2 separate regions of the Mus musculus genome follow, and region 1 is linked to region 2. Evidence: chromatin loops called from intact Hi-C (ENCODE). Cell type or tissue: left cerebral cortex. All regions are shown on one strand. Links, peaks and the distances in the headings refer to the core of each region. The heading gives the core; the rest is flanking DNA.

The links. A loop is a pair of places that touch in the nucleus more often than their neighbours do. Peaks named below come from ENCODE experiments on the same cell type or tissue, not always from the same donor. Only the 100,000 strongest peaks of a DNase experiment are listed, where the experiment ranks them.
Region 1: it touches region 2 in a loop (2.7-fold over the local background); 2 of 42 quality-filtered maps call a loop at or near these places.

The regions. Positions count from the first base shown.
Region 1 is chr7:117,477,646-117,485,645 of GRCm38, forward strand. The region is part of intron 2 of Xylt1 (xylosyltransferase 1); the gene reads left to right. Among named protein-coding and RNA genes, the nearest start is that of Xylt1, 100 kb to the left of the region's middle. In left cerebral cortex, for the core only: no CTCF peak of the experiment used is centred there; a DNase peak (open chromatin) is centred at 3,438.
Region 2 is chr7:118,095,298-118,111,510 of GRCm38, forward strand. Rps15a (ribosomal protein S15A) reads right to left here. Exons shown (of 5, transcript NM_170669.2): 4 at 14,636-14,721; 5 at 9,077-13,896. The coding sequence ends at 13,803. Among named protein-coding and RNA genes, the nearest start is that of Rps15a, 13 kb to the right of the region's middle. In left cerebral cortex, for the core only: a CTCF peak has its summit at 7,156 (motif pointing left); DNase peaks (open chromatin) are centred at 7,154, 7,674, 7,935, 8,456 and 1 more place.

The DNA of each region.
Region 1 (8,000 bases), core at 1-8,000, 620 kb before region 2:
GTCATATAGAAAGGACATAGCCCTGGTGGGTGCCAGGCTCAGGGTCATATGACATAAGAATCTTGGTTGCAGCCTCGTTTCATTAGGCTAAAGAGTAAAAATGGTGTCATCAGTAGAAAGCTTTGCCAATGCGTAGACAAGGCCAGGCATACCAGTTCTGGTACTTGTAAACTTCCATCTGTGGAGATATATATATATATATATATATATATATATATATAAAACTAGGTGAATGGATAGATAGGCGGCAGCCAGACATTAATGATAGATAGCAGAAGATAGTGTCTTAATTATTATGCTATGCTGTGAATACAGTGACTAAGGCAACTACAGGACAGTGGATGTCAACCTTCCTAATGCTGAGACCCTTTAGTGCAGTTCCTCATGTTTTAGTGACCCCCAACCATAACATTATTTTGTTGCTACTTCATAACTATACTTCTGCTACTGTTATGAATTGTAATGTAAATATCTGACATGCAGGATACCTGATATGCAATCCCACAAAGGGGTTGTGCCCCACAAGTTAAGAATTCCTGTAATAGAAGAGAGAGTTTATTTGGAGCTTACAGTTTTAGAGAGTGAGTCCATAACCATCATGGATTAGAGCATCGCAGCAGGCAGGCAGACATGATGCTAGAGCATTAGCTGAGAGCTTACTTCTTGATTTATAAGCAGGAGGGACTGGTCACTCTGGGAATGGTGTAGGCATTTGAAACCTTAAAGCCTGTCCCCAGTGATACAGTTCTTCCAACAAGGCCACACATCCTAATTGTTCCTAAACAGTTCCACCTACTGAGGACTAAGTATTCAAACATAGGAGCCTATGAATGCCCTTATTCTTCAAATTACTAGATAGATAGATAGATAGATAGATAGATAGATAGATAGATAGATAGATAGATAGACAGACAGACAGACAGACAGACAGACAGACAGATATTGACAGATGGATGAATGGATAACAGATGCATAGGTAGACAGAAGATATATGCATAGGTGGCTGGATAAACAGAGGGAATGCTTTGCACTAATATCTCCAGCTGTACTCAGATATGTAGGTAGAGGTGAGGGTGGACAGACACTGGATGGATCTAGACTGATAGACGCATAGATGCCTAAAGACAAATAGATGCATGGGTGGTGGGTATATGAGTAGACAGATAGAGGGTCCGCTTTGCTTGAGAGGAGGTTTTATCTTTTTGTCATACAGACTGCAGTAAGGCCTGTGGGTAAATACCATAGACTATAGAGTCAATCGAAAAAAAATTCATTTCAGAACAACAAAAAATAGACTGTCTCCTTGAGCATCAATAATATTGTGATAAATCTGAATGTGTATTTGATTCTTTTTCATTGATCCTCAAGGGGGACTATCATTTCTGAACCCACTCCAATTGCCAAGGCCTCTTGTCATTTAATTTCACCTTCACTACTCAGTGACTCCTACTCCCCACAGCACCTCTGCTGATTAGCAAATGGCTCTGCCTCAGATGCAGAGACACCTGGGGAGCTGTCCTGAAGGAGCTCTTTTGTAGAGTAAAGATCTGTCAATCTGGGTATTTCTGAGGTTGGGAACAGAAGTTCATTTACATGGAGATCTCCCAGGGCCTGGAGATCAAGGGCTACAGGGGGGAACCTTTCTGACGGCTCAGTTTTCAAATCTAACCAGGTACTTGAATTCCTTTGATCAGCTAAGTGGAGGCAGGGAGGGAGGGAGTGACAGTCACATTATTTAAAGATGTTACTAGGGCCAGGAGGATTACAAACAAAGCCAGGGAATATGGAAGGGGATGAAAGCTTTAAAATTACACTGTGTAATCCATTCATCTTGGCTTATTCAATAAATAGCTGTGAGGCCATGCAGAAGCCAGGCCTTGTGCGAGACATCAAGGATGTGACAGCAAGAGAGGCAGAAGGCTTCTGCCTGGAGTCATGTTGGAAGAATCAGATGAGAAACAGGCAGGCATGTGATCGTGACCTTAATATGAGTCGCCAGAGTGGATGGAACGAGCCACGTATGCTTAGAAGAGAATAGGAAGGGTTTGGTTCGCAAACTCTCTCTCAGGGGGTGAGAGGTTTGCTTTGGTTTTTTTACTGTTTGATACACTGGACAGAGCCTCACTCTATAGCCCAGGTTGGCTTTGAAATTTGGATCCTTGGGCATCAACCTCAGCCTCCCAGCACTGGGCTAATTACACTTGACAGGAGGTATGTTTTGAGATGGAAGCTGATACAGTTAGCTTGCTAAGAGATGCTAAGAGATGAGAGTTAACCTTGCTAAGAGATGACAGGGCTCGCATTCCAAAACTTTTGCTTATTCCGTCTGGGTGCCTATAATAATAATGCCACTTTTCCTTAGGATCAATTAAACTATTCGGGCTGCTTCAAACTCCTTCCGTGCTTTGTGTCATCATAATGTCAAGATGGATAAGGAATTACCTTATCAAACTAGAATCAAGGAAATGAGGGGGAAAGAGAAGGGACATAAATTCACAGCCATCCAGTCACTGGTCACATAACTGTCCTGTGGGAGGAAGCTTGGAGCCTAGGTGTGTGGTGCTCATGTGGAGACTAATATTGGGAGTCTGGACAATGGTTGCCATTAGCTAAGTTATGGACTGCTGCTGAAATGAACTTGAACTTCATTATAAACCAATAGTTCTCACTCACCTAGGGTGATGTTGGCTGGCCAAGAACATTTGGCTATGCTATGACTAGAGATAATGTTTGCTGTCAAAACTCAGAGACAGAGGAACTATTGGCATCTTGTGGGTAGAGAGCAGAGATCCATTGGCCATTCTATAATGCATGGGACAGTCTCCCTCCTTTCAAGTATTATCCAGTCTCAGATATCAATAGTGTCAAGGCTGACAAAGCTCAGTGTACACTTGTGTGCTAGCTTGCTTCACAACGATCCTTCAGCCCTGCATTGTTGGCTTCCTTGGTATTATTGTTTATGCTCAAAGGTCACTAACTTCAGTTAATGTAAGATTTCAGCCAGCCTGCAGGTGTTAGCCATGCCACATTCATCCCCTCTGCATCGACATTGACCTTGACTATAAATACAATAAACTACCCCCCAATATTTATAACTATGTGTTCCGTGTACACAAAGGTCACATCTTGTCGGATAATTATGACTGGGGAGGAAAACTCACCAGGAGAGATAATTTCCTACAGGATTTATGGCTCACTAATATAGAGACTATTCAGGGTTTTTATTTTTGTTTTTAAGAAATTACAATTGGGCATGTAACACATTTGCCTAGCAGGTCTATCCGTAGCATGGCTAAATCAAAGAAAAACAGAATAAAAGTTCTGCTACTTGGCTGGGATTCAAAGAGGGCTTGGTCAAGGCTATTGGACTACTGGAGCAGGTCCCCTGGTTTCTAGGCTCAGTTCCTCTTTCTGGGGCAGAGAACAGCCTCTTTTGTATAAAATTCTTTCTCTGGAAGCCTTCCTGCCACCACTGGGATTAAAGCAATTGCCGTCTGTTCGCCTCTCTTCCAGCTCTGGGCTTCGATTAACCTTTTCCTCCATAGAGAGCGGTTTTTGAAGTAATGAGGAGCTTCTGAATGGCCCTTACCTGCATCTCCAGCCCATTAATTCTTATGGTGCCCAGCATCTGTTGAGAGATGGCAGAAACCAAATTGCTTTCCATCTTCTGCCTCCTTGTGGGAGCAGGGCTTCTCGAGGGCAAGGCAGACCAGTCTGGGGGATAGCAATCCCTTTTCTGCCATCAGCTCTGCTGACTCTGAATTGCAGGTCTTAAATTAGCATTGGTGGGGCTGGACCATTGTCTAGGTAGAGAATGAGAGACTGTACCCAAGGAAGAGCTGTGGTCTCATAGTCAGGGATCCTTTCTATTCCCTCCGACTCAGAGTGACACTGTGAGGCACCATTCCCCAAATAACCAAGCCAGTTCTCTCCAAAGCCCAGCCACATGCATCTGCACAGTCACAGGAAATAGATGATGTCGACACTACCCATCTTCACTTCTCCAAGCTCAAGCCTTGGTGGCCTGAGTTGATCACTTAACTGAGAATACATGGAGTCATTGTTCTTCTTGACAGTAGCAGTTGTCACTTTTCAATGACTATGACCTACGTCCCTAACAGAAGCAACTTGAGAGAGGAAAAGCTCCTTTAGGTTTATAGTTTAAGAGGCCTCACTCCACCAAGACAAGGAAGGAAAGGCGGGGCTCTTGGAAGTAGGAACATCATATAATAGCAAAGGTTGATCACACCCAGGTAGACCAGATGGCAGAGGCAGAATCCAGAGCCAGCAGCAGTTCAAATGTCTGTTTCTAGTAACCTACTTAGACCAGCTAGGCCTCTTCTCCTGAAAACTCTACGTGCCCCCCTCCCCCAAATAGCACCATAAGATGGGAACCAAACTGGCAAAATATAAGTTTCTGGAGCAAATTTTGGTTGTACTTACCATAACAACAATACCCATTAAATATACTTGTGTTGACAGGAGAAGTATAGGTGTCACATGTGCCAAGGTCTGTGAGGCGTGGACTGTCAGCTTCATTGGGGTTTTTAGGTAAAGCCATACAAACTGGGGATCTTAAGAGAATGTTCCAGTGTGACAATGTTGAAGCTGGAAGATAAATGTTTCTAGATGGGCCAGACAGGGCCTGGATAAGACCACTCACTGTCGTTGGTCACTGCAGGTTTTATACACACCTAGGGCTTTGCTAAGCACTGTGTATGCATAGCCTTTCTAATCACACCCGTAGTTCTTTGGGAAAGGGGTTGTTACTCTGTCTTTTGTAGGACAAGAGTGTGAGTACATTGGGAGTCTGAAGCCTGGCCTAAAATATACGAGCTTCCCAGTGGCAGAGCAGCCTCAAACCCAGTTTCCCTCCCAGTCAGTCTTTGTTATAATTTACACTGTGGGTGAAAACTAGGACCGGGGGTAGCTAGGCAACTCTCCTGGTAACCCAGCGGTACATCTAGTTGGCTCCTCTGCCATAGACAGTCAGATGAGAAACAGGAGTCCTTGAAACCAGAGGGTAGGCTCAGGTAGAAGGTTGATAGTACCACTCTGGTATCTTCATCTGTCTTTGACTGTCTCCATGTTGGACATCGGAGAGATGACCTGTGCTAGGTGACTCTTTCCCACCCTCACTAGGCCCACTGCTCACCCTGCCACCTCCCCCTTGGTGCTTGTCATCAGTAAGGGCTTTGTCATTGCCCTGGCTAAGAGAGGCAGGGCAGGAGGTCGGCAGGCAATGCAGTGTGGTAATTTTCCATGCTTGGCTGTGTCCTTGTGAAGCTCTGTCACCCATGGACACCCATTACACAGCCACACCTCCTCTGTCCTTCCTCTACAGCACCAAGGTGGTGACATCTGCTGGCAGTCCTAGCCTGCCTTGGAGCATCCTCCTTGCCAGTTTTCTTTATAGAATCTCATTGTAAATTCTCCTGTGGTCCCTTATTATACTGTGGGATACTAGTGTCACTTTTGGTGGGCAAAAGGGGATCCACTTTTAGTGAGACAGTGCTGCTAGGGGGCTCTCAAGCTGAGTTGCTGTCATCATGTGATGTGTTTTGATAGAAGAAGGGGTCTTTAAGTGGGAAGAGGCTCCCCAAAGGTAAGAGAGGGGCAGGTGGGGCTCCCAGGAAAGAGTTTTGGTGTGCCATGTTTTGGTAGGGATAGTGGCTGCCATCTTGTGACTATTTCCCCCTAAAACAGAGCCAAGCAACAAACAGGATAAACATTTGTTCTGAGTTAATATCTGATGACTCAAACTGAGGACTCAAGTTCTGGGTCCAGCCCCCCATCTCATGCCCTTCCATCAGCTATAACTCCAGTGCTTCTTTTCCAGAAGGGAACAAGAGTCTGGGTAAGGTTTGAGCCTTCATATTCTTCCTTTGGGTCCTTACCAGACAGTCAGACACACCAGAAGGAGATCATTTCTTCTAGCAAGGAGAGTGAAAAACCATCCTTTTCCTGTTCTGTTACACCCCAGGAACCGTTAACTGCCCTGATACGCAAATCTGATTTCACACAAGTGCCACCACTTCTGTCTCTCTGTGCCTTTGAGAGCTCTTGGAGGGTCCCAGCCATTTCTCCAGTACATTGCAGCTCTTCCTGTGGCTTCTATCATTCTAAAAAGTAGTATTTTCTTAATCTCAACGCCAAATCTGTTTTCTGAGAGGCATAGTGGTTCTTGTTTTGCTGTTAGAAGCAAGATGGGTGGGGCTGAAGGTCATTCTGGAGCCTGTTTGATGCTGGAAGAAACTTCAAACTCTGTAAAGGTTTATGAGACACGTGCTAGCAGTATGCAGGTACTGCTCCAAATACCATCAGGTACCAGTGATGGCCCAGGAGGCACCTTCTCATTTCATGGCCTTTGTTCAAAGAGATTCTCCAGGCTTTGACTGTATGTGGGTTCTGTCTGTCCTTAGGATATATGGAGGGGAGGTGATGGTGGTACATAAGCCACAATGAGCCTCCACATATCCCCTTTGCATACCTGTTCATCACAGTCTCCTCTGGCCTTCCCACTACCCTCTGTCACCTCACCTGGCAGGATGTGTCCAGACTTAGCCAGACGATGGATCAGGTCACGACTACTCCTCAGTTTCATTAGAGGGCTACTACTGAGACCCAGCTCGGCAACTCAGGTGGAGGCTGGACCATGTCTGTTTTACTTATTTAAAACTCAATAGGTAGCCAAAGATGACCTTGAGTTTCTAATCCTACCTCCTTCACCTCTGAGTGCTGGGTTGCAGGTGTGGCCCATCATTCCAGAGTTTAGCCAGTAGTAAAGATAGAGCGTAGAATATTGTGCATACTAGGTAAGCACTCTACCAAGTGATCTAACCTTGACGCCTCTTTTCTGCTCTTCTGACAATAGCTGTACTGTGCACTTGGGCTCTAAGTCTGCCCTAATCCCCCCTCTGTACTTGTCCATGGCTGCTCATTCTTCACTGCCCTCTGCACTGCAAGGACACTCAGCAGCATCCCTGGTTACCCACCATCAGCCAGAGCTGCAGCTTGCAGTATGACAGACAACAATGTCTTTAGCCACAGGTTCCTGGGAGAACAAATCATCCCTAGCTGAGAACTGCCTGTCAAAACAAGGAATGCGTCCAAAGACTAAAGCCCATGACCTATGACCCCAATGGTTCTGTGCTGATGGCATAGGGTAAAGCCTTGGTTCTGCTAGTTATTTCGAAATAACCTCATGTAAACTTAGTCTGAATACAACATGCACCAAGTGTCCCCCTTCTCTGCACTGATTTGCCAAACAAAGTGCTTCTGTTGTTTTTTATATTTAAAAAATAGCAAGACATGGGTCATATGTCTTTATAAGGAGGTAAAGGGCTCCATCTTTTCCTTGGGGGAAGTGGGACCCTTCAGTCCAGCTGTCTGTTCTACAGAAGGCATCAGATTAAATGCCAAACAGCATGCCAACCTGCATCCCTGAAGACCGCAGGGATGACGTTGACTGAGGTTTCAGATCTGTTTGGCAGGCGATCTCAGGAGGGTGTGTGCTCCCCTGACACCATCAGAAATAGTCTGTGGCTTTGGGCCGCAACACCATGACGTGTTCAGACCTCCCTGGCATCAATCCCTGGATTTGGTGAAAGAACCCTGTGTATAGGGCACCAGCTTAGGACAACAGGCCACTGTAGGTCCTACCAACCTCCAAGTGTTGCTCACAGGGTGTTTTCTGAAGGTGGTTTGGGTTGGCTGCAAGCAGGGTTTGTTCTTGTTTTCTATTTTTACAAATTCTCCTTTGGGGACTTGTGGGTCCTTTCGCAATTTGGATTTCATGGTTGCAGTCATCGGTGCTATGCTGTATGGCTATATTATTATCATATTCTTTGTGCAATGAGTATATATTGAGAGCCCAGGACAATCTTTTCAGAGCTGGTGACAGAGCAGTCACATCCTGACCTCCCAAGCATACATGCTGGAGGATAGTAAATGAGAATTGTGGGTACATCAGATAGGACCATTACTATGGAAAGTAAGTC
Region 2 (16,213 bases), core at 3,260-11,259:
ACCAAGCACTGTTGGGGACAAACATAGATGACTGTAAAAGCTTCCAGAAAATTCTATGTGCAGCCAAGTTGAGAACAGCTAGCCCAGTGTAGCTGGGCTACCTACATAGTAAGAGGACTACATAGTAAGAGGACTTCTAAAGCCGCATGTTCCCAGAGGTGCTGTGAAGGATTGCAGACCACAGGCACGGTGTAAGCACCCATCAAGACAGACATAGCTGGAAAGCAAAAGACAATAGTTAGCATGAGGAGGCACCACACAGAAGCCCAGAGAGCTTAGCTCTCCATGGGTCTACAAGGACCAGTCTCAGAAGCACGCTGATGAATGAAGAAGGTAAGTTGTCAATTCCATGCCCAGCATGTCGCATTTCAGGGTTTAGGATGACACCAACCATGTGTGTAGACATGTGAGGAAGCTTTTTAATTTCCTAAGGATACTCCAAGTAGATGTGGTGGTACAGGCCTTCAATTCCAGTACTTGGTAGGATGAACACAAGTTTAAGGCCATCCCAGATAATAAGTTCCAGACCAGGCTAAGGTACACAGTGAGACATTGTCCCATTTATCTTAACATTGAAGTTCAGGAATTGGATTTACAGCTAAAGCATGTCTTCTTTGCTTTTTAATTAATTTTTGGGTTTAAATTGTTATTTGGTTGGGACTTTTGTTTTGCTGTCATAACTAGTTTTTGTTTTGAGATGAGGGTCTCATGTAGTCCAGGATGTTTTAAGACTTGCCATCCAGCCAAAGATGATCTAGAATTTCTGTTCCTCCTGCCTCCACCTCCCAAGTTCTAGGACGACAGGTGTCGTGTGTGCCTCTCTGTACAATTGTAGGCTTTGTGCATGCTAGGAAAGCACTCTACAAACTAGGCTACCTCCCAGCCATGCTCGGCACTTTTTAAAAAGAAAAGATTAACATTTTATGTAAACAGTGATCCTAAAAACTAATGTATTATGAAATATTCCAGTATTAACACAGGCACTGTGGTGGGTACCTGTAGTCTGAGGTACTTGAAAGCCTGAGGCAGGAGAATTGCTTGAACTCAGGAATTAGACTCCAGCCTGAGCAACATAGAGAAGCTCTGTCTCCAAAATAATTAAAAAGAAAGAAAATAAAGACCCTATGCTCATGGCGAGCTTAGGGGAACTGAACCAGAATGAGAGAATTTGCATAAATTATAATCCAGAGGGGGAGATAAAATAAGGCTACCAGACGACACAGTGTCCTCCGTTTCGTGGCAGGGGAAGAGCTAGCTAGGGGAGACCCATGAAGCAGCAGCTCCTGGCTGTGCTGGTCAGTGACTGCCTGAGTAACAAGTCTCCCCAACTTTTGTTGGCAGAAAGCAGCCCTTTGGTTTTGTTTTGGACTCTCTGTGTCAGAAATTCAGGCAGGCTGTAGAGGGCATGACAGGGTTATTTCCAAGAGCTTGGGCTTCAGCTGTGAAGTCAAAGCAGTTGGAGGAGACAGAGCCTTCTCAGTCCACAGCACGTCTTCTGGGGAACTCTGAATAGAAGCTGCAAGAAAGCTATGCTCATAGATTCAAGGAGGCAGAACATAGGTCCTGCCTTTCAGTGGAAAATGTGTCGGTCGCCCTGTGAGAAGAATGTTTGGGATGGGAATTGATGTGATTGCCACTTTTAGAAAATACTGGCGGGTTTATCTGTCTCCTCTGGGCAAAAAGTGGTGCTTTCTGGGGGAAAGCTCAGTTTAAAGTGAGACCTAGAGGAAGACTAAGAGTTTGGCTGGAAAGAGGCAAAAAAGATCACTCTGTGCAGTACTTGTGCGCACTCTGAGGTGAGAAGTGAGGGCATGAGCTGCAAAGCAGAGCAAGAGATTGAGCATATAGCTTGCCTGGAACGGATGGGGTGATGGGGGAGATGGAGCGGTGGGCCAGATGGAGAATGTGGCGGAGGAGAAGGTGGAGGAAATGGATGAGCAGAGGAAGTGGAGGTGAGAAGCAGGCAGGGACCAGAGGATGGCGGGCTCTTTTAGGCATGTTGGGCTTTTTGTCTTGGTCTTCAAGGAAACAAAGCCCTCAAGTCACTCAAGTATACTGAGTGAGATACGTGTGCACCTTCTCTGATGGAGAATCAGGGAAGGAAGCAGAAAAGACAGCTATGGAGTTGTGGTGGTCATTAAGTGACAGCTAAAAATGGCAGGACAGGTGGAGAGAGGACGGAGCTGAGTCAAAGCAGGTGCAGCACTTTGGTACAAGATCAAGGGGAGGGGCACATCCTTTATCTAGCTGCTTTTCTTTTCTTTTAAAATTATTGTTGTCTTTATTCATGTGTATCTCTGTGTGTCTGTGCACATATGTGCTCCTGTGTGAAGATGCCAAAAGAAAGTGTTGAATTCCCCTTGATCTGGAGTTACAGGCAATAACAAGCTACCCAGTATAGTTTGGGTTCCAGGAACTAAACTTAACCAATGAGCCATCTCTCCATCCCCCACTCCTTCCCTCCCTTCCGCTTTCTCTGCCGCCCTTTAGATAGAGTCTCACTACGTGGTCAGGCTGGCCTCAGCTATAGCTCCCCCTCCCCGGGAACTAAGATTAGAGGCATGTGCAACCACGCCCTCCCACATTTAAGAACTTCTAATACTCAGATGCAAGTAGACCCTGTGGCCTCCGCCCAGGCTTGCATCCTTTCAGACTTTTCCTGATCTAGAGACTTCAGGATGCATGGAGTTCCAGATGCAGAAGGCGGCTTTCAGTAGGGCACAGTGTTATACTCCTGTAATCCCAGAACACAGGAAGTGGAGCCAGAGGGAGGATCAAGAGTTCAAGGTCATCCTTGGGTACATAATAAATTCAAAGCCACCCTAAGCGAGAGACCCTGTCTCAAAAGAAAAGGAGGGGTGAGGAGGAAGGAGAGAGGGGACGAGGGGACAGAGAGGAGCAGAGCTGCTGGGGAAGAAGGTAGGAATGTTGGTGGCACTTTGCTGTTCAGCCTGAGATTCAGCATATCTCAAACCAAGGTCAACACACACACACACACACATGTCCTCCACCTCCAGACCACCTACAGCTTAAAGCTCACTCTCCAGTTATGGCCCCAATGACAATGACAGGGAAAGTATACAGCTACAGGATGCAGACCCAGACGAGAAGTGTCCCGACCCGAGTCCTCTGCATAACTCAGCCTGAACACCTTAACATCCCCCTTCCATGAAGACACCTCCTTTTCCTCACATACACTTCTTTCTTCCCACTGCATAAATTGTGAGCTGTTTATTTACAGGGGCTGAGCTATTTTCATTAGTGAGTGAGGAAGAAGGGCCGATCACCCGTTGATGGTGAGTCACACTTGATTCCCACAGTACGAAGTTGGCTTGGGATTCGGGGCCCCAGCCTGCTAGGTATGGCTCTCGTATTCTGCTCAGAGCCAAATGTCCAGGGCCGAAATTTCTAATTATCAGTCATGTTGAGACTTGTTGCTACAGCCCATGGCTCCAAAACTGAACCTTTATCCTTCATTTAAGAAGACAGAAAGTACAATGAATGGCTATAATTCTGGCCAGTGTATGCCTAAAATCCCAGCACTCAGGAGTCTGAGACTGAAGGATTGTGAGCTAAGGCCAGCCTGGGCTACAAAGATAAACTCTATCTCAGAGGGGGACAAGAGTTGTGACAGAAGCTTTTAATCCCCAGTCACTTCCTGTGGTCCTCAGACTCTCGTCCCTTCACACGCACACACACGCACACACACACACACACACACACACACACACACACACACACACACACACCTGATCCTTTACAAACTTACTTGAGTGCTCCTAACTAGGGACACCTCTGCAATGGACAGACTTGGGCCAGTGTCTCTGAGAAGGGGTAATCTCTGTGACCTCCTTACCCCAGGTCTTACACTGGGGCCCAGCACCAGCTCATTGTCCCACTATGTACCCTTTTTGTCACCTCCCTTCTCTTTGAGCAGGCATGTGGGGCTGCATGAGTCCTGTTCGGAGCCCAGGCAGTGGCTCAGATACACCTGGTTAAGTCTCAGCTGTGACCCAGTTCATTGTGTGGTCTCTTGCCAACCTCTACCCCGATCTGAGCTGTCCATCTTCCTCTATCACGGAGGCCCACTCATCACCAAGTCAAATAACACATTCCCAAACTATCTCAATTTTACATGGCAGATGAAGGGGTTACGTCATCATCCCAGTCCCCTCTGCCTTTTAAAGGGGATCACTAACAGGTTCAGGGCCCCTTCCAAAGGGTTCTAGACTGATTCCTTCAGAAGGAAAGATATGAGAGTGCTGTCATTCGAATGCACTATCCTCCGAGGGCCCGCGTCAGACGGCATCTAAGAGAAAGGGGTGGCCAGCCCTGCAAGGTAGCCCCATCTATCATCTCAGCACTCAGGAGTCAAGGCAAGAGGCCAGCCTAGGCTACATAGGCAAATCCTGTCAGAAAGAAGGATTGTGGGGGTTGGCGTGGGGATGGCAAGGCATACACATTTCCCTGAGTTCTTGGCTCTGCAGGGCCTAGGAGTTCACCAAGCAATGGGAGAAAGCAGCTATAAAAGGGGATGGCCAGGTCCTGGAGTGCTGTGAGTCAGACGGACTCAGACCTTCTCAGAGTCCCTGATGAAAAGACGAAGGGAACAGTAGCTCTGTGTCTTGTCCAGGGACAAACTTTGTATGGTGGGTCTGGATCTGAGACCAGGATCTCAAAGGAGTTACAGTTTTGAATCCCGGAAACTCAGCTTTCCCACCCTCCCCCCAAATGAATGAGTGGATGGGTGGCAGGTAACTGGGTATATAGATGAGAGGGATGAGTAGATGAGCGGTGGGTAGGATGGGATGGGGTGGATATGTATGTATATACATATGGGTAAATGGGAGAGAAGCCGCAGTGAGCTCAGTCTCTGATGCCTCTGAGCTATCTTCTGTCCCTTCTGTGTATCACTACTTGGCTAGCCTCCTGCTGACTTCGTCCCATTGTGTGATAGCTTTCCACTAACTCTGTCCATTTGCTTCTTTCCCTGCAAATAGTTAAGATGCTGTAACTCTTACTGAACTTGCTGGGCATGAGACATACTTTGTGGGAGACTTTCCTCCCAACCTCAACTTTCCTGTCTTCTCTTTGATCTTCTCACCTCCTGGTCCCACTTAGGACCCTGTCACTGAAGAACAAGCTGCTCCTGGTCACTGGAGGTCAGAGAGCCCTGCCTTCCATACAGATGGAACACCTCATCATGCTGGTGAGTCCTTAAACCTGTACCCTGTGCTTGTCTACCTGACTGTGTCTAACTGGACACCACAAACTCAGTGTGACCCAGACCATGTGCTGAATGACCTTCTGTGAGCACTCAGGGTGGGCTAGCTGGCAGCGGACTACTAACTGTGCAAAAAATGTTCAGTCCTCCACTTGCATAGCAGGAGAAAGCCATGCACAGCTGAGTGGATGAGCCCTTGGGGACGGAGGAGGAAGTTAGGCGGGTGAGAAATGAGAAACCCAGGTCTGGAACGTAATGATGTCCCTATGTCCCTCTTCCGAACCTTCCAAGAGCCAGCCAAGCTCATACAGGCCCAGGTTGTTTCCTGGTTGTTAGTGCTAATAAAATATTAATTTATTTACCCTGCCACCACATTTTTTAAAATTAAAAAAAAAAAAAAACCTAAAGCTTTTGAGTGCTGTAGGTCACAGCATCCCCCTAAGGAAGCAGAGCCCTAGAGCTAGGAAAGCTAGGAGTTAGCAGAAGTCGGAGTCGTCTTGGTTCTCCCTTAGGAGTGGGAGTGGGGTGGGCAGGAAGAAGCATTTGGGGAAACTTTATTGAGATCACAAGGGGCAAAAATGCCTCCAGACGATTATCTGGTTTATATTAAAAAGTGCAGCAGAAGAGAAAGTAATATTAAAACTGGGAGGCAAAGAATGAACAACACAGACGGATCTAACAGTCATTAGCACCGAGCCAGAGATGAAAGCAGCCCTGACTCCCAGGCACACCTGCAATCCCAGCACTCAGAGACTACAAGCAAGAGAGTGACAAGTTCCAGGCCAGTCTTACCAACAGGGTGAGGCCTTGTCTCAAAAACACAAATGAACCAAAGAAAGCTGTACATTCAATAAAAGCAGTGTTGGAACTGGATATGCTGGCACACACCAATAATGCCAGTTATGGTAATCTAATGGTAGTCTGAAGAAGGAGAATTGCAATTGTTGTACCATATAGCCAGATGCTCCAAAGGACGGGAGGGAAGGAGATGAGCTATGCTCTGTGTCTGGTATGACATGTATTAGTATGTGCTCTCTCTCTCTCTCTCTCTCTCTCTCTCTCTCTCTCTCTCTCTCTCTCTCTCTCTCTCTCTGTGTGTGTGTGTGTGTGTGTGTGTGTGTGTATGTGTGAGAATGGGTGGGTAGGTAGGTGAATGGGTGGGTAGTGAATAGGTAGGTAGATGGATGGGTGAATGGGTTGTTGGGCACAACCTATCCCCCCAGTCCTCAGAACAATCTTGTGGTGGTGGTTTGAATGAGAATGGACCCCAGAGGGTCATATAGTTGAATGTTTAATGTTTGACCCCCAGTTGGAGGAACTGTTTAGGAAAGATTAGTAGGTATAGCCTTGTTGAAGGAGGTATGTCACTAGGATCTGGCTTGGGGTTTTCAAAAGCCCAGTTCGTCCTCACACTCAGTCTCCCCCTCCCTCCCTTCCTCCTGCTCTAGCATCATTCATTCATACCTGCTATCATGTTCCCTGACATGATGTCATGAGCCCACCATCTGAAACTGTAAGCAAGTCACAATTAAGTTCTCTCCGTTTGTTTGTTTGTTTGTTTTTCAAGACAGGGTTTCTATGTATAGCTCTGGCTGTCCTGGAACTCACTTTGTAGACCAGGCTGGCCTCGAACTCAGAAATCCGCCTGCCTCTGCCTCCCAAGTGCTGGGATTAAAGGCGTGTGCTACCACGCCTGGCACAATTAAGTTCTCTTGGTCTTAGAATGTTGTCGCAGCAGTAGAAAAGTAGCTACGACAAACTCTCCTTGACCTGAAGGCCAATGCCAACGATACACATCCTCCCTCCTTCTGAACCTTCTTTCTGTGGCCATGAATAATTTGCCTCATCTCAACAAGGTTTCCAGTCCAGACATAGGTTAATGGCAGCAAACTGTTTCAAGATACTTGTGGTCCTGTGCTGTCACCTAGTGGAAACTCCATGAAACTGCAGAGAGGATGCTTGAAGCACTCATGGGAGCCTGGAGAGAATTTAACAAGACTCATGATGGATTGATAACTGGTTTTAATTTTATTTAACTTTTTATTGATTCTTCATGAATTTCATACATGCAACCCAACCCCACCCATCTCCTTGTTCTCTCGTACTGTCCTTCACCCTTGCAACCTCCCACCAAAAAAAAAAAAAAACCTGGTGTGGAAGCTGCAGTGTGCATGTCCCACAGTACACCCTTTTGTCCATACTCCTTTGCTTGCAAATGTTCATTGCAATGAGTCATTTGTCTAGTTCAAGGCCTCTGGCTTCTGCTACACTATCAATACTGGAAACTTACTAGGACTCCCCTTGGACACCCTACTGTCACCCTGTGTCGTGGAGATCCTGTAGCTTTAGATGTGTAGGACTTGCCCCTTCATGCTCTCCAGCAGTCCACAGATGGAGTTGATATTGGGGTGTGCCAACTCAAAGCCCTGGATCTGGGCCTGGATGGTATCTGAGCTGCTCACCTGCCAGCTCTCCCACACCCACAGCACCAGGGAAAGCTCTCCTGCACTGCAACTGTTAAGGGCAGAGCCAGTTCTCCCACTCTCATGCCCTTGGGCGGCTCTGCCACTTGCTACAGGTGGTAAAGAGTGGGGGAGGGAGCATGTTTCCCCTCACCTATGCCACCACACAACAGATAAGTGGCAGGGCCAGCTCTGCCATGCTCACACCCTTGGGGCCAGTTTACCAACAACTCCCACTACCAGGGCCAGCTCTACTGTGCTTCCTAGGTGAGGTGTAGGACCTGCAGCCGGCTAGGGGTGGATAGGGTGAGCTCTCCTACTCTCCACCTTCATGGCTAGCTCTCCTAGGGCTGGGAGGCAAGGGATGGGGCCAGCTCTGCACAATCCTCATACAATGACAGGGCAGCAGCCCAGACCAGGGACATCTGACTAGCCTTTGGTGGTAACAAAGGACCTAAAGACCAGGACCTCACTACGGCCTTAGGTGGTACTCAAATCAGGCTCCTTGATTCTCTAGTTCTGCCTCTCTTCATTGTGCACATTCTTCTGTTTCTTTCTCTTCCATCTCTCTACCACTTGGTCATCCTAGTGGTGCCCAGTCTCTGGGTGTCTGGGGTCCTCTTAGGAATGGTCTCAGAAGTGCTATACCTTGCCCATGCCATGTGGCACCAGGTGGAAGTTGTCTTGGGCGTGGTTTTGAAATCAGTTTTGAAAGGATGAAAGGATTGGGCTAGTTCAGATATGCAGATCTTGGAGTAAGTGAGCAGTGTACATATCTGGTTATCCATGGAGACAGGAGGGAGCCACCATGAGTCTCCACGTGCGAGTTTGCATCCCCATTCATCACACACCCAGGGCTTCCCCTCTCCTCTCTCCAGACTTCACACTGTGCAACTATAGCCTATGCCAGAAGGTTCAACCATACACAAGGCTTCCCCACACACCCACAGTTAAGACTATTACTTAAGCAAGAAAGACAGCTGTAAGAAGCTAATTAGGAAACCTTCAGAACAAAGAAATTGCTGAAGAAATTGACCTTGGAGAATACTAGGCCAGGACAGCTTAGAAGAGCCCAGGCAGTGACACTCTGAGATTATCAAGGTTTCTAGCAACCTGTCCCAAATGAAAATTGCTGCGTACAAGGGTCAGCCTCCTTCGACTGTGTGCACAGCTGGGAGTGTGTGTGTGCTGAGTGGCTTTAAGCAGCAGTCAGGCAAGGTGACAGACCCAGAGGTGTGACATGGCCAGTGCCCAGCAGTCTTGAAGGAGCAAGAAACCAATGTTTTGTTTGTTGCAAGTCCAGCTGCTCACCACACCATAGTGTGATCAGGTAGAAACCAGGCAAGCTTATTCAAAAGGTCACCAATTCAGAAGCCATTCAGACAAGAGGTTTTAAAAAAAATGCTTTATTTTATTCACACACACATGTTCGCACAAAGAGAGGCCATAAATTCGAGAAATTGAGTAAGAGGAGAGCACATAGGAGAGGTTGAATGAAAAGGACAGGGAGAGAGGCCAACATAATTGTATTTTACTTTCAAAGACTTAAAAAATCAGAAATTTCATTTCATTACTCCATCTCCCCCCACCCCACCCCCAGGCGTGTACAAGCACACTTGAAGGCCAGAGGAGGGTGTCAGACTCCCCGGAGCCCAAGTCATAGGCTAGTGTGAGCAGCCCGACGGAGGTGCTGGGGACCGAACCTGAATCCACTCAGGAGCAGCAAGTGCTCTTAACAACCTAGCCATTGTCCCAGCCCCTAAATTATCTCATTGATAAGACCAAGAACCCAAAAAGGAATTTCAGTAACAACAGTTCAGCCCTGATTCACCAAGAATGATGGTGACTCATCATCTTTGCTATCTATACTTTCTGCTGACTCACAACTCCTGGTCACTCAGGTTTCTGCTGACTCATGATTCCTGTCAGCTGACTCAAGACTTCCATTATAACTTCCCTTCCCCTCATCTCTCTGCTTCAGGCCCCAAATACTTACTGCTTCTCTTTGCCCTCATTCATCATCTACAGAAAAGGATCTCAATTTTCCCAATACCCCTGGTTATTAGATTTCCCACATGGCAGCCTCACTAGCCCCCATCACTCTGAGTACAAAAGCTGAGAAGAGTGAAGAACCCCCCAGGGGCTGTTATTAGGACTGCAGACATACTATAGTCAGGACAGGTCAGTCCGGACTCCACATCTTCTTCCCAGAAGCATTCAGACTCCCTCTCAGGATTAAAAACAAGTAAAATAGTGTTATGCCAAGCACCACTTTCATTTTACAGTTTATCCCAAGCCTGACCACAGTACTAGAACATAGCCTCTTTGTACCCATTTCACAGAAATGAAAACCTATTTAGAAGGGACACTCAAATTCATGCTTCAAGCAACTGGCAGGATACGATAGATCTGAATGCTGAGGCTTCTTCAGTAGGGCTCACCATAGTCATAAATAAAACCATAATCTCAAAACCATTATGTCTTAAGTCAGAGTTTCTATTCCTACACAAAACATGACCACGAAGCAAGTTGGGGAGGAAAGGGTTTATTCAGTTAACACTTCCACACTGCTGTTCATCCCCAAGGAAGTCAGGGCTGGAACTCAAGCAGGTCAGGAAGCAGGAGCTGATGCAGAGGCCATGGAGGAATGTTACTGGCTTGCTTCCCCTGGCTTGTTCAGCTTGCTTACAGAACCCAGAATTACCAGCCCAGAGATGGCACCACCCACAAGGGGCTAGCCCCCATCCCCCCATCACTGAGAAAACTGCTGAATCTCATGGAGGCATTTCCTCAACTGAACTCCAGCTTGTGTCAAGTTGACACAAAACCAGCCAGCACACTTCGTAAATGAAAAACCCATTTAATGTACTGCCATTCTACACAACGTTGCCATTCTATACAACATGTAGGCTCAGCAGGCAAAGGTGCTTGCTGCCAATCCTGACTGGATCCACTGTAAAGAGAACCATTTCTCGACAGCTTGACCTCAATCAAGGCAAAAGCTTACACGTGCATACATTTAGTAGTTTACTAAGTAAACAATTAAGGTCGGTGCTGGCTCACCCCAGCCTTCCTTGATTGTTCTGAGAACGCGTGGTTATCCTATTCAATCTAAAGCAACCCTTATTTTATACTCAAGTGATAATCCCCTGCGGCACCCCACTTGCTGTGCTGTACGAGTGGTGAGAACTATGGTGTTCCTGTGGACATGCCTGCCATGCAATGCAAACACCTCAGGGGGCCAGACTAGGCCACACTGCAAGACCTGCTTTTAAAAGAGGGGAAAATGGTGCTGGAGAAATGGCTCAGAGAAATAGCTGCTCTTCTAGAGGATGTAGGTTTGCTTCCCAGCATCCACTGGGGCTTAAAAACTGTCTATTAACTATAGTTAAAAGGGAATCTAACACCTCTCCTGCTTGGGCACTGCACCCATGTAGTGTACACATGTAGAACTAATTAAGTGGGCCTGGTTTCTCTCTGGTGAGGACTCAAGGTCAAAAGAGGGAGGTGGGAGGGAGAATGGGGTGGATGAAAAAAAGGCCACCCTATGGGTTTGCTATCAGGGATCTCTCAAATGCCGGTCTCTGGGACACTGGAGGCATAAACTGCATAACCCAAGGTAGCTCTTGTTCAAATTAATCAAGGATCTCCAGATAAACCAAAGATGTAGCCAAGAGAGATGCCATCCTTAGGGGTAAGGTAAGAAAGATGCTGAGACAGGCAAGCTTGAAATTTCCACTGAACCTACAATAGTTTTTGGATGGAGGAATGAGTGACAGGTAGGTGGGTTACATAGGGGGATGAACAATGCAGGCATGAGATGGAAATAGGTAGCAGACTTGCCCTCCGGCAGCCTATAGTCTGATAGGCTGACAGTATAGTCTGCTAAATTTAGGACTCTTCCAACAACTTCACATCTACCAAGGAGACAGCAGAATTTGGTAAGTCTATTCATTTTGTGCTGACCATCCAGGCCAGAGCACATTAGGCTCTTGATAGTGTTCTTGTCCCTTCATACTTCTTCACTGACCAAAAGCCCAAGCTAAAGGTATGGCCTGGGTGACTATGCCCCTCTATGAGGAAGGGGACACAATCACTTTCCCTATGGCTAGGTAGGTATTGAGAATTCACCTGTCAGCCAGGCATGAAGGCTCAGGCTCATGCTTTAATCCTAGCAGTTGGGAGGCAGAGGCAAGCAGATCTGAGTAAAGACCATCCTGGGTCTACAGAGCAAGTCCCAAGAAAGCCAAAACTACACAGAAAAACCCCATCTCAAAAAAAATAAAAGATAATCTTTAAAAGACCACTCATCACATGACATAAATCTATAATCCTAGAATTTGGGAGGCTAAGGCAGAAAGATTACAAGTCTGGGACCAACACTTCTTGCATTTGGCTAGCCCAGGAAAAATCCTAACACTGTCTCAGAATAAAAAAATTTTTGAAGGACATGGAAAGGGAAGGGGGCTTAGAATCAATCATGTGTAGAGTACACATGATACTCTAAATTGCAGTGTAACCGACCACTAATCTACAAATGAGCAAGCTTAACTTCCTACACAAGGATAGGAGGGATAGAAGCCGTGGGAGGGACTCTGATATCCACTCGAAGGAAAACCTCACTTGTAAAGATAAGAGGATTATTTGACTATGAAATATGCTTAACAACTGAACAGGAAGCTAATTTTGATCCTCAAAGAGAAAGACAGCACCAATTAATGGGAACTGCCATTTCCCCAGAGCCAATAAGCTAAATAAAACTGAATTTGTTTCCTTACAACATATCAAACACTGACACTGGACTTTCCTAAACAGCCAACTGCCAGACTAGGGGACTTGAGATCCACTTTCCCAGGCTCCTCCTTCCCTTGGGATCACCTCCAGGGAACTCAATAGAGCCACCTGCTTCTTATGGAAGATGGCAACGATGGTTGGGGCAGCTCATCCTGTCAGTCAAGGCAGGAGCAGCACCAAAATGAGGGAGGGTACAGCTTCCCACAAACTTTGTGCCTCACACACAGTAAACACTTTCAGTATTTTTGTCACAGCAACTAGTAAGTAGTAGACACACAGAGACCTTGTAAACTTTCCTGCATGGACAAATCATCAACAGATCTGAGCAAAGTCTGGGGGTAGAGATCCCCCAAGTTCGGCAGGTCGCAGAGCAGAGCTCATCAGCATGGCAGGACACAGCACCAGTTGTAGCGTTTTCTCAACTAAAGCAGGTACATTATTTCAAACTGGTTTTTCCAACAGACAAGTCCGAGGGGCTTCTGTTGTTCTGAAGAGCCACGTGGGTGCTGAGTGACCAAATGACTTGAATTTAATACCTATTTTAAATGTTATGGCAGACTAAGTCCACAATTCACAACCTCTGAAGCTACTACTAGAAGCTGTAGGGATGGAACTTAGTAGGAAGACAAGTCTCTGGGGAATGGCTCCTTAGTTCTGGGATGAGCAGCTTGGTTCCACCAGGTGTCCACCCACCAGATACTAACCATGGACAGTGAAACCAGAGCCATACCAATGTTTCATTTGATGTATGTTCCACAGCAACAAAGCTAATAAGTCACCATGCTAGGCATGGTGGCACTTACCTTTAAATCTGGGAGACAAAGTGCAGACAGATACCCTGGAATAACCTGCGAACCCAACTCAAGCTCCAAGCCTTTTTTTTTTTAAACCAGCTGTCAACCTTTATATGGTTTCTGAATCTAGACTAGCCTTGATACCCAAGAAATGGCATTTTTCAGGGCTGAGATTAAGAGCCAACAGTGTGACAGAATGTAAGTCTACCAAGTCTGGGTGATGAAAGGGGGCTGTAGGCAAAGACCCATACAGGAGGCCTGTGCTTCTCATTGGCAAATAAACCAGACTCACTGCACACTCAAGGGACCATCCTGTCATTAACCACCTTATGCTGATGTTACTGGCATACAACCCAAGCTGGAGGTGAAGTGAAGACAATGGTCATGCTTTCAATATCTACATAAAACCTCACAGCTGAGCATCACCAGAAGTGTCACCAGTCAGCACAGCCAGCTACTCTGCTGCAGAGATTCAAAAGGACTGACCCTGAGCACAGTCCACAAAGGCTTTTTATTTATGCTTTACGTTTAAAAAAAGAATCCCAGGATTTTCCCTCCTGTATGTTTTCGTCTTGCCTCTTCATGGTCCATAATGCCAGCCGAGGTTGTCAGCACAATGAAGCTATGAAGGAAACAAACACGCTGGTGAGTAACTATTCCAACCATGCTTCACTCTGCTCACCACCACCCTTAACAATGCTCAGTTTGCCCTCCTGGGAAGGCACACAGGGACTGTTACTGCCTAGGCAAGTGGGTGACTGACAAGAGGGCAGTGTGAAGGAATGAATGCTGGAACCAAAGATAGATTCCAGCTATACACTGCCCTGACTGCCAATAACACTGGGAACAACTAAGCTTAAAAGACAAAAATTAGGGGGCTAGAGAGATGGCTCATAGGTTAATAAGTGCAGAGAACTCCTGAGTTCCTTCCCAGCAACCACATGGTGGCTTCACAACCATCTATAATGAGATCTGGTACTCTCTTCTGGCCTGCAGAACACTGTATATATAATATATAAAGCTTTTAAAAGAAAATGAGGCATGGTGGCACAGGCCTTTAAATTCCCAACACTTTGGAGGAAGAAACAGGCAATCTTTGAGTTCCAGATCAGCAAAAAGTTACCTTAAATAAACAAAAGGTACCAAGCCAGTGAAATAAATGGCTTAGAGGTAAATGTGCTTGCTGCCACACCTGAAGATCCGAAGTTCATCCCTAGACCCACATGGATGAAACAACTAAAGTACTTTAAGCCAAACTTGTTAGGAAAAGACCACTACAAAAAACAAACCTCAGTTCAAGCCCAGCTATATCCCAACTTTTCAAAGCACTGACTTTTAATTGTATATGAAAGCCAACTCACCCAAACTGACGTGAAGGGAGCAGGTTGTTCTGCCATTTCTCTAGGTCTTTGAGTTGAACATCAAATCTAGGGCTTATAACGCCACACTGTAAATGGAACCAAAGATTAAATTCTTTACATTTTTACCAAAGAAGCCTTTCTTACCCGCTGAACACAACTGATTCAAAACAAACAATCCATATTTAACAGGCATCTACTCTGTATAAAAAATTTTCTATAAATGGCATTCAATACACTAAACAGGGTGTGGCAGCATTTGCCTAGAAACCTGGTACTCAGTGGGCATGGTGGCACAATCACTTTCCCTATGGCTAGGTAGGTATTGAGAATGCACCTGTCGGCCAGGCATGAAGGCTCATGCCTTTAATCCCAGCACTTGGGTGGCAGAGGCAGGTGGATTTCTGAGTTTGAGACCAGCCTGGTCTACAGAGTGAGTTCCAGGACAGCCAGGGCTACAGAGAAACCCTGTCTCGAAAAAACAAAAACAAAAAAACAACCACCTGGTACTCAAGAGGCTGAAACAAGAAGACTGAGTTCTAGTACAGCTTGTGCTACATAGGATGATCCTGCCCCAGCAACTATATACATACACCACCCTCACAACATGTATGTACATCTATACTCAAGCAAGGCTGTACATCTACACTCTTGCCTACAAGAGCCATGTCAAACAAGTATGGCCAAATGACTTACAGTCACATAGTTGTGCCTGGAAAACTAGCCCGGGGGGGGGGGGGACGGGGACGGGGACGGGGACATCTCACCTCACAGCACGGAGACTAAGTGAAATTACTGCCAATATTTCATTTCTACAATTTAAGGGGGCTACAGTTCAGTAGCCCTACAGCTTTAAGTTGTATTGCCCATCAATAAACCTATAAACTAAAAGCTGCAATACAGTACATCTAAGTAATCTAAATAACAAGTGCCCAGCACAACCTACCCAAGGGAGGGTGGCAGCAGCTAGACAGCAATGATTTTACAACTTGCCCATCTCTGATACAGAGACTATCCTTCAGAGAAAGAGCTCCACTTTAATCACTGACTTCAGTCACAGAATCAAGTAGGACATAGAGACATAGACACAGAAAGGGCTCCCACTGCTTATACTCAATAGCCCTGTGTACCTCAGATTACTGCCCCCTCCTCCAAGGACCCAGGGTTCCTATACAGGACAACCATATAGAATTCGCAAAGGCTTTTGAACAGATCCAGACTGTACTTCCCTAAAGCACTCATTTTGACCCTATGCTTTCACTGCTCCAATATCCTGTCTGCTCAAGTCATGAACTATAACCGAACCTTTCATTCCAACTGTGGAACTCTCTCCAGAGGAACCAGCACAACCCTCGAAAGAGTAGGAGATGAAGGCCAGGAACTGTACAGACTTACTTCACCACCACAAGTGAAAGCCTTCTCTTAAGGGCAGTAGGCATTATCCTGCATGGGGTCAGGGAAGTTCTGTGAGGATTGCCACAAGCTGCTCTAACCAAACCAGTTCGCTCACCCTCTTACAGGCTAACTGGCCAAAGACATGAACTAAGGCTTCCTAAAACCAGGGGAACCAAAACAGGACAG